Linked DNA regions of Homo sapiens: regions 1 and 2 are each linked to region 3. A link is a contact called in ENCODE Hi-C or POLR2A ChIA-PET data. All regions are on one chromosome and are shown on one strand. Each heading gives the region's core, a stretch centred on a gene start or an enhancer-like site at or near the end of the contact. The rest is flanking DNA. Distances are from core to core; before and after follow the strand shown.

Region 1 (2,934 bases), core at 349-2,848, 760 kb after region 3:
GGAGGCATTTCCCAACACTGTGGTCAATGCTACAGTCGGGGAACAAGCAAGTCTCCCCCAAAACAGGGATCGGAGTTTTTAAGGATAATTTGGCGAGTAGGAGCTCGGGAAGTGGGGAGTGCTGACTGGTTGGGTTGGAGATGGAATGATAGGGGGTTGAAGTGAGTTTTTCTTGCTGTCTTCTGTTCCTAGGTGGGATTGCAAAACTTGTTGAGCCAGATTACCGGTCTGGGTGAAAAAGCAGAGTGGCATTCTTCCTGGAGGAGCTGGCTGAAGATCTGTAGAGGGCCCATGTGCCACGTTCAGAGCACTGTTGGGCTGTGAGGTGCCAGGCATGCCCTGCCTCCTACGTGGGCCCCTATGGCCTGGCCTTGAAACCGCCACTGCAAAATTATAACCGAGACAATGAAAGAGATCTGACCTAACCAACTCCATCTTGCTTCTAACCTCCAAGCTGTCCTTGTTCATTCCTGAGCGTAGGCTGAACTAACCTTGGGAAGGAATGAGTTTATAGTTTAACTTCAAAACAAAAATAGCCCTTTCCCGGGAAAACAACAACAACAACAACAAAAAACAACCTCTTCTTGCCTGGGACCAGTTGGCCTTTGGAGGACTAACAAATTAGCTATAAGATTAGAAATTACAGTTTAGAGGCCATACAGCCTTTGGTTGCAAGAGTCTGAACGTCCCCCAAATTGTTCCTGGGAATAACATCACTGTTGTAAAACCTACCAACACCCAGACTGGTAATCTGGCTCAACTAGTTCTGCAATCCCATTCAGGAACAGAAGACAGCAAGAAAAACTCACTTCGGCCCCCTATCAGTCCATCTCCAACCCGACCAATCATGCACCTCCCACTTCCCGAGCTTCTACTCGCCAAATTATCCTTAAAAATTCCGATCCGTTTTTGGGGAGACCGATTTGGCTAATAAAACTCCCTTTCCAACACACCCGGCTCTGCGTGAATTACTCTCTCTCTATTGCAATTTCCGTCTTGATAAATCAGCTGTCTAGTCAGCGGGCTGTAACCTTGGGCGGTTACAGCCTGGCCTGTCCCATCCCATCCAATAGTTCCCATCTCTTCTCAGCTCTCTCTGTAGTTTCTCTTCCTCCGCCTGCCTTTTAAGTTAGTGTTTCCCAGGACAGAGGTGACTCAGTTGTATCCAGACCGCTCTGTGACTGAACACCCACTTTCTTTTCCTTTTCCAAAAAATATATGTAACATACATGTCAACTAGGAACAAAACAGTATCTCAGGAATCCACCATCCAGTTAAAAATGGACCCTTACCCTTACCGTGCCCCTGCAGAGACCCCAATACAGCGCATTTCCCTCATTCTTTTGCTTTTCTCAAGTTTTACCACGGCCTCGTGGCCACAAGTGACAAAAGAGACAAGTGGAGGCAGCTGAGCCGGCCTTTAGGTTTCTGTACACAGGGAGATTTCCCATGGCTGGCATTTATGGAAACAACCGCTGGTATGTGAAAAACAGGTCCGTCACCGCCGTCACGACGGCCAGAGATTATACCCGCCGAGATGCCCGCGGCCCAGGGCCTACAATTTCCTCCGGCCAGCTCCTTTGGCCGCGCAAGCGCAGTGGGGCCGGCGGGAAGCGTAGGCGTGTGACGTCATCAGGCGGCGCGGGCCAGCCAGGTGCACGTGACTAAGGCCTTGGGCGCGGCAGGTGGTAGCCTTCCCGCCCTTCTGGCCTCTCCATCCCCTGCTGCGGGGGACCGCGCAAGCGCAGTGAGTACTGCACGTTGTCGCGGGCCAGTAACGTCATCAGACGTGTGTGTGTCCCTGCGGCGCTAAGAAGGGGAGACTGAGGCTGAGGCTGGGGAACATCGGGCAGCATGAGCGGCTGCGGGCTCTTCCTGCGCACCACGGCTGCGGCTCGTGCCTGCCGGGGTCTGGTGGTCTCTACCGCGAACCGGCGGCTACTGCGCACCAGCCCGCCTGTACGAGCTTTCGCCAAAGAGCTTTTCCTAGGCAAAATCAAGAAGGTAACGCGAGCCCTGGGCGAACCCTTGCTGTCTGGCTCCCGCTTTTCACCCTCAGCTGCAAGACTGGTGTTGAACTTTGTGAGATTCCCCAAACCTGCCAGAGAGATACACCCTGCGGCCGAGGCGTGTTAACACTCCGGATTCCTGAGTTCCAGGAAAACCTTCCCAGAGAAAGGGTGAGACATTTCCAAGACGGGGGACCCTTGGAAATGTGGTGGTGACGTGTTCCAGCTAAATTTTGTCAGGGGAATTCGGAAAACTCTAGGCTAGGTAATTAACAAAGCAGCCTTCATCTCAGCTGGTCTGGTCTGGAAATGTGCGGGGCTTCCTCTCTGATTCCTAAACAGCTTACACCATGTCCCTCCTCAGTCACCTTCCAGCGCCCTGGGGCTTCCTTCCCCAGGTGAGCCCAGCGCCTCTCCCTGCCATTGAGGTTCCTCAGAAATCTGGCTCCAAGATGCTTCCCAAGGGTGGCACAACCCAGCCAATAGTAACAGTTTGGTTATAAAACACTCATTGTCTTCTTAGAGTTGGAAGACTTGGGTTTGGTCTTGGCTCGTTGACTTTGAAACTCAGTTGTTTTTTTTGAGACAGAGTCGCGCTCTTGTCGCCCAGGCTGGAGTGCTCACTGCAACCTCCCTCCTGGGTTCAAGCGATTCTCCTGCCTCAGCCTCCGGAGTAGCTGGGATTACAGGCGCCTGCCCGGCTTTTTTTTTTTTTGTATTTTTAGCAGAGACGGGGTTTCACCATGTTGGCCAAGCTGGTCTAGAACTGACCTCGGGTGATCCGCCCACCTCGGCCTCCCACAGTGCTGGGATTACAGGGGTGAGCCACCGCGCCCGGCCAAGACTCAGTTCTTTCAGCCTTAAAATGGAGATAGTGTTGTGTCTCCTTCACAGATGTGTTGTAGAGCCCCAGTGAGATAAACGG
Region 2 (2,932 bases), core at 150-2,649, 560 kb after region 3:
GAAGCCGGAATATACTTCAGGCAGGGCCTTGTTACCAGAGACAATGTGTAGCAGTTAAGGCCAGAGCCTTCCACTCCACACCACCCAGGAATTGCTATGGCTGTTCTGTGACCTTGGCCAAGTTACTTCTGCTTTCTTCACTGTCCTTATTTGTCAAATGGGAATGCTAGTACTAATCACCTCACAGAGTTGTAGTAAAAACTGCAGGCTGGTGTAGTGGCTCACATCTGTAATACCAGCACTAAGGGAGGCAGAGGTGCGAAGATAGCCTGAGGCCAGGAGTTGGAGACCAGCCTGGCTAATACAGAGAGAACCCCATCTACACACATGCACCTGTGACTGTAAAGACTACGTGACTGTTGCTACTACATTATTATTATTATTAACAGAGGACACTATTAAGAATCCAGCATTGTAATCTGAATACTCATTTTAATCCTTCCAACGATCCCCCAGATCGTTGTCTCATTTCACGAAAGAAAAGGAGCCTCTAATCCCATCCCTACCAGGGTTTGGCAAAGTGGGCAAGTGAGAGGCTCAACCATGAGCTTCAGTTCCTCCTCTGTAAATGGTAACAATGGCACTGTCACAAAGAGGACCAAGTGAGACCACAGGAGGCCCGTGTGTGTGCGTGTGTGTGTGTATGTGCCAGAGACAGAAAGAGAGAGAGAGACAAAGTTTCACTCTTGCTGCCCAGGCTGGAGTGCAATGGTGCAATCTCAGCTCACCGCAACCTCCACCTCCTGGGTTCAAGCAATTCTCCTGCCTCAGCCTCCTGAGTAGCTGGGATTACAGGCATGCGCCATCATGCCCAGCTAATTTTGTATTTTTAGTAGAGATGGGTGAGTTCTCCATGTTGATGAAGCTGGTCTCGAACTCCCGACCTCAGATGATCCGCCTGCCTCGGCCTCCCAAAGTACTGGGATTACAGGTGTAAGCCACCCAGCCCGGGCTTTTTTTTGGGGGGGGACGAGTGTCCCTCTGTTGCACAGGCTGGAGTGAAGTGGCACGATCTCGGCTCACTGCAACCTCTGCCTCCTGGGTTCAAGCAATTCTCCTGCCTCAGGCTTCCAAGTAGCTGGGACTACAGACGCCACCACGCTGGCTAATTTTTGTATTTTTAGTAGAGACGGGGTTTCGCCATGTTGGCCAGGCTGGTCTCGAACCCCTGACCTCGTGGTCCGCCCGCCTCGGCCTCCCAAAGTGCTGGGATTACATGCTTGAGCCACCCCGCCGGCCGGCCGTTCTTAAACGCACGACTACTTCCCTAGCTTTCCAGCACCAAATCCAGCGGCCCCACCCGGCCACGCCCCCACGCCAGGCCATGACCCCCATATGGCTCACTGCGCAAGCTCACACCCAGTCCCAGGAAGCGAGCCCCACGTCGCCCCAGCTCTGCATTCACAGCCGCCAAGCGGTCCCGGAAGCCGAATGCCGGATAGGTCAAAGACAGCGCCGCTGCTCCGGCACTGCCGCCAGAGGGCGCGGAGTCGCCGTGTTGGCCTGCACCTCCCTTGTCACGTCAGCCGAACGGCTACGGCAATGGAGGATTTTGCCGTATGCGACGACAGGATGACTGCTTCCCCTGAAGCTTCACCAAACACGGAGAGGCTTTCCTGTCCCTGGGAGACGCGGTGATGTGACGCAGCGGTTGCAGCGAAGGTTTCTTGTAAAAGATGGCCGCTGCGGAGTTGCTAGGTGTCTCCTGGCAGGCGGCGGCCGCACCACAAGATGGCGGCCCGCCCCAGGGTCCCACACGCGGGGCTGCGGAGGCGGCGGCCCCGAGGGTCCCCGCCCCTTGCTGGCCCTGTCCCCGCGTGCGGGGCTGCGACCTGCCTTTGTGTGCGGGTGGAAGTGCGGGCCGCCTTGGGGCCGAGTTGCAACTTCGCGACACTCCACTGGAGTGCGATGAGACGATGAGATGTTACCTCCTAACACTTCGGGAGGTGGGCAGCATGGCAATTCCTAGTAACCTCAACGCGATTCACTCAGACTTCCTTTTTCCCATCCTGAGCCGCAAAACCAGGAACTGGTGAAATAAATCAGGCCATCTTTCAGAGGAATGGCCTGCCACCGTTAAAAAGAGCAAAGCTGCAGTTTATGTACTAATGTGGAACCAGCTCTGAGATAAATTAAGTGAAAGAAAGCAAAGCACAGGAAAATGTGTATAGATATGCCTTTGTGTTTTTAAACAAGAAGACCCACATAAATGAAGATATGAATGTGTAAGCATAGTATAGCGGTAATGGTAATAGCGATCGCCCAGCCTAAGGAAGGGAATGGAGAGATACGGAACAAGGATGGGAGGAGACAGTTTTCATCTAAGACCGTTGGGTTTTCTGAGCTTTGTACCATGGACAGGTGTTAATTTTAAATTTTTTGTAAATATTTAAATTATGGCTTAAAGACAAGTTCTTTTGTAAGGGTATAAGGGCAGACTAGCACATAGAAAAAAAAAGACTTTTTTAACCTGGAACCAAGACATTTGATAAACATTCATGAAACTCAATTTTCAAGGATAAAAATTTCAAGGTCAATACTGTAGTACTTACAGCAAAGAATGCCAATCATTGTGACAGCCTGAGCCCTCTTGAAAGCTAGTTTTTGTTGGCGGGGGGTCAGAAAATTTGGCCTGGGAAGCAGGAGGCACTCGACCTATTTGCTGATGCTGAATGCCTTTCTACTGTAAGCATACATAGTCTCAATGGCTTCTTCTGATTTTGGTATATCTTAGGCTTTTCGGGTTAATATCGAAAACAGTGGCAACATTGAGAGTTTGAGCCAAGTTCTGCCTTAGAATCATCCAGAAAGGTGTTTCCACTGCCTGAAAAATAAGTAGTAGCAGTTTCAGAATTGGCATTGAGTTTGGAAATCGCCTATTTGAACTTGAAAGAAGTGTTAGTCCTCCATCCTAAAGCAACAACCATACTGA
Region 3 (2,859 bases), core at 323-2,822:
TTAAAGGGTGTAGGGGTAAAGTGTAGTGATGCCTGCAATTCACCTTGAAATGTAAAAGTGGATTGGGAGAGGGACAGATGAAAAGATATATGATAAAGCAGCACAGTAAAATGTTAATTATAGAATTTAGGCACACAAGTATTTACAAGTCTTTCAACTTTTTTTGTGTCTGAAAACTGTCATACTAAAGCGGGGAAGGGACAACTAATACGTTGGATATGACAAGGCAGTGGACATATAGCTACTTAGCACAGTGCTTGGCACATGGAAAGCACTCAACCAATGTTAGCTACTTGCAGTACTAGCTGCTTAGTAAGCCAGGGTCAAACACTTCCTTTTTGGAAAGATGATGCTCAAAATGGAAACCTGAGGCTTTTCTTTGAGGCCTTTCCATTTAGAAAAATCAGGCTAAGAGGCAGTAGCTTAACTTTATATTAAGTGAAGATTTTTGTAGAAGCTAAGGCTCTCCAAAGGCCAAGGGGCATGGCTGTGACCTTAGAGAACAGCAGGCAGAGAGGGTGGCTGTATCATCATAGAGCACTGATTTGGGAGTCAGAAATACACGTGGGTGCAAACCCCAGGTTTACCGTTACTAAAACGAGTGTCAAGCATATACGTGAAGTGCCCTCTCCCCAACTCAATATTTTCACCTGCCAAAAAATAATATGTATGTGAAAGTACTTGGCATCACCAGCACTTAGAAAAAGGAGATTTAATTGGAATGGTCAAAAAGGATGCTTGGAGGGGTGGATAAACCAGATTGCTCTTCTCCATAATTCCCACTTCTCTCCCTCAGTTCCCGGATCCTGGGAACCAAAATGAGCTTTTAAAGTTTAGTCAATTCCCTACTTTAAACCGTCCCATAGCCTGCCACTGCATTCACAATAAAATCCAATTTCCTGACCGTGGCCGACAAAGCCCTGCAGTAACTAACCCCACCAAGATAAGATAATTATTTTTATTTATTGGTGTACACGTTTATCGTCTCTCACTACACTAAAATGTAAGCTCCTATCTTAATTCCCGCTGTATCCCAGTGTCGCGAATAGAGCCTGGTACGAATTAAGGGGACGGGGTTGTGTGGGTTTATATCAGCACTTGTCCATGAGTTGGCAAACCGTCAACTGCCCCCAGTGGATCGTCACTAGGTATCCTGGGGCGGCCCCTCACCCAGCTCCAGGGCGGCGCCCCTCCCCGAGCCCCTGGCCCATTTTCACTTCCCTGAGGAAATAATGGCGGGAGACCCCTGGCGCGCGCATCCCGCCCCGAGCCACCGACTTCAGCAGCTCTCTCGCCGCAGCAGCCCTGCTTGCAGCCCCCAACTCCCTGGTCCACTGGCCACACCTCTCGCGCGTTCTCCTGGCCCACAAGCCCTGAGGCCGCCTGCTTGGCCAAGCCGCTCTCGTCCAGCCCCAGCCCTTTCACGTGGCTGTGGGAGGCGATGCGCTGCGTCTTCGTAGTGCTCTTCACCTCCTCAATCTTCATTTTGCAGACGCCGGGAGCTAAAACCAGCGTGGAAAACCAGCAGCTAGGACAGTGCGCCCGGCGCCTGAGTTACCATGCGGCCGTTACTAGGGCAATTTGCAAAGGCCCGCCTAGACCGGCTTTCCATTGGTGGAAGCGGGAACACCTCCGCTCTCCATAGGCTCACGGCTGCGCCCATCGCGGCTGCTGCTAGAGCTCCGGTCACCCACTTCCGTCTGTGTCTCCGGGTTGGCTTCCCCCGTAGCCGGCGCTTCCTGCCGAGGCTGGGGTCGGGAGCACAGTGGGACCACGCCCCGGATTTGATCTAGGGCTGGGGCGTTGCACGAGGCAGTGGCCCCCGGGTACCACTCCTAATCCTTCCGTCCTATCCATTAGCACATTTGAACGTCATACTCTTACGCAAATCTCAAGTTATTATTTCCGTTTTGGAAACAGAAGAACTGAGGTTCAGAGCTTAAACTGGGATTGGTTACTAACCAATGTTTTCTGACTCCCATACCTTTGCATCTCCCTGGAAAGGCCCAGCTCAACCCACCACCGTTTCCGTGGAATTGTCTTCCCCTGCTTCTATCCTCCATCCTCCACCGAGAGATAAGGTTCCTGCTGAGTTCAGTTGACTGTAAATAACATTTTGCAGTTTTCAAAATTCCACAGCCCTGTAAGGTAGTGTAATTACGCATGCAGCTACAAACAAGCGGAAAGAGGCCCATCCGCCCAAGAAAGCATCACAAATAATCAGAACTAGAAATCTTCAGGCTTCAAAACCTATATAATAATGCTCATCACGTCCCATGACTCCAGCTGAGACAATCAGCCAGCAAATTGTCCCTTCAGGTTTCATAATGATATTAGCACAACCTGCACCACAATTGTACTTGCCATCCATCCATCCATCCGTTCAACAAACACGAGCCAGACACCACAATGCACTGGGGATACAGGGATAAAAGTCTTGATGCGTTTACTTCTTGCTTAGAAAACTTGCAACGTGAGATGTGCTGAGACAGGTACACCCAGGTGGCGAGAAGACCAGAGCAGAAGCCCCCGGAACAGCCTGGAGAGCCAGGGAAGGCATCATGAAGGTGATGTTGCCTTGGCTGAATTCCAACAAATAGGAGAGATTTCCTCAGAAGCAAATGGTATGACACCATTTTTACAGAAGAGGATACTAACATCCAGAGGAAGGGAAGGACTTGCCCAGAGTGCAGGAGAGTTTATGTTAGAATTGAGACAGACCTGAAATCAAATCCAATTACAGTAGTTCCACAGTCTCACACCGCCTTTTTTTTTTTTTTTTTTTTTTTTTTTGAGACGGAGTCTTGCTTTGTGGCCCAGGCGGGAGTGCAGTGGCGCAATCTCGGCTCACTGCAAGCT

What was found. Hi-C counts contacts between places; a loop is a spot of excess contacts on that map. ChIA-PET counts read pairs that join two places held with the same protein, here RNA polymerase II (POLR2A). Pooled maps may share reads with other maps.
Region 1: a pooled map shows a loop between it and region 3 (11-fold over the local background). The contact joins the promoter of ACAD9-DT here to the promoter of RUVBL1 in region 3. A Hi-C loop is called at or near these places in 1 of 37 single-sample maps with no recorded cell type and 8 of 50 pooled maps. POLR2A ChIA-PET finds 5 or more read pairs at or near these places in 3 of 52 experiments (Caco-2, activated B cell and activated CD4-positive, alpha-beta T cell).
Region 2: a loop to region 3 is called in a pooled map, with 10 times the contacts of the local background. The contact joins the enhancer-like site here to the promoter of RUVBL1 in region 3. A Hi-C loop is called at or near these places in 8 of 50 pooled maps. POLR2A ChIA-PET finds 5 or more read pairs at or near these places in 3 of 52 experiments (A549, AG04450 and CD4-positive, alpha-beta T cell).

The regions. Positions count from the first base shown.
Region 1 is chr3:128,877,838-128,880,771 of GRCh38, forward strand. ACAD9-DT (ACAD9 divergent transcript) reads right to left here and starts at 1,599. Exons shown (of 3, transcript NR_186174.1): 1 at 1,299-1,599. It overlaps ACAD9 (acyl-CoA dehydrogenase family member 9), which reads left to right and starts at 1,783. Exons shown (of 18, transcript NM_014049.5): 1 at 1,783-2,004. The coding sequence starts at 1,855. RefSeq lists enhancers at 653-1,504, 1,360-1,909, 1,505-2,357, 1,970-2,049, 2,358-2,934.
Region 2 is chr3:128,679,397-128,682,328 of GRCh38, forward strand. No RefSeq gene overlaps it. Among named protein-coding and RNA genes, the nearest start is that of RPN1, 30 kb to the left of the region's middle. RefSeq lists enhancers at 1,124-1,816, 1,291-1,420, 1,531-1,700 and a silencer at 1,761-1,980. Within about 2 kb of position 1,400, at least 40 of the 41 ENCODE cell types and tissues checked have a DNase peak (open chromatin) inside an H3K27ac peak, as active enhancers do; they include CD4-positive, alpha-beta T cell, where a contact is called at or near this core.
Region 3 is chr3:128,122,240-128,125,098 of GRCh38, forward strand. It overlaps RUVBL1 (RuvB like AAA ATPase 1), which reads right to left and starts at 1,573. Exons shown (of 11, transcript NM_003707.3): 1 at 1,345-1,573. The coding sequence starts at 1,485. RefSeq lists an enhancer at 1,325-1,374 and a silencer at 1,565-1,624.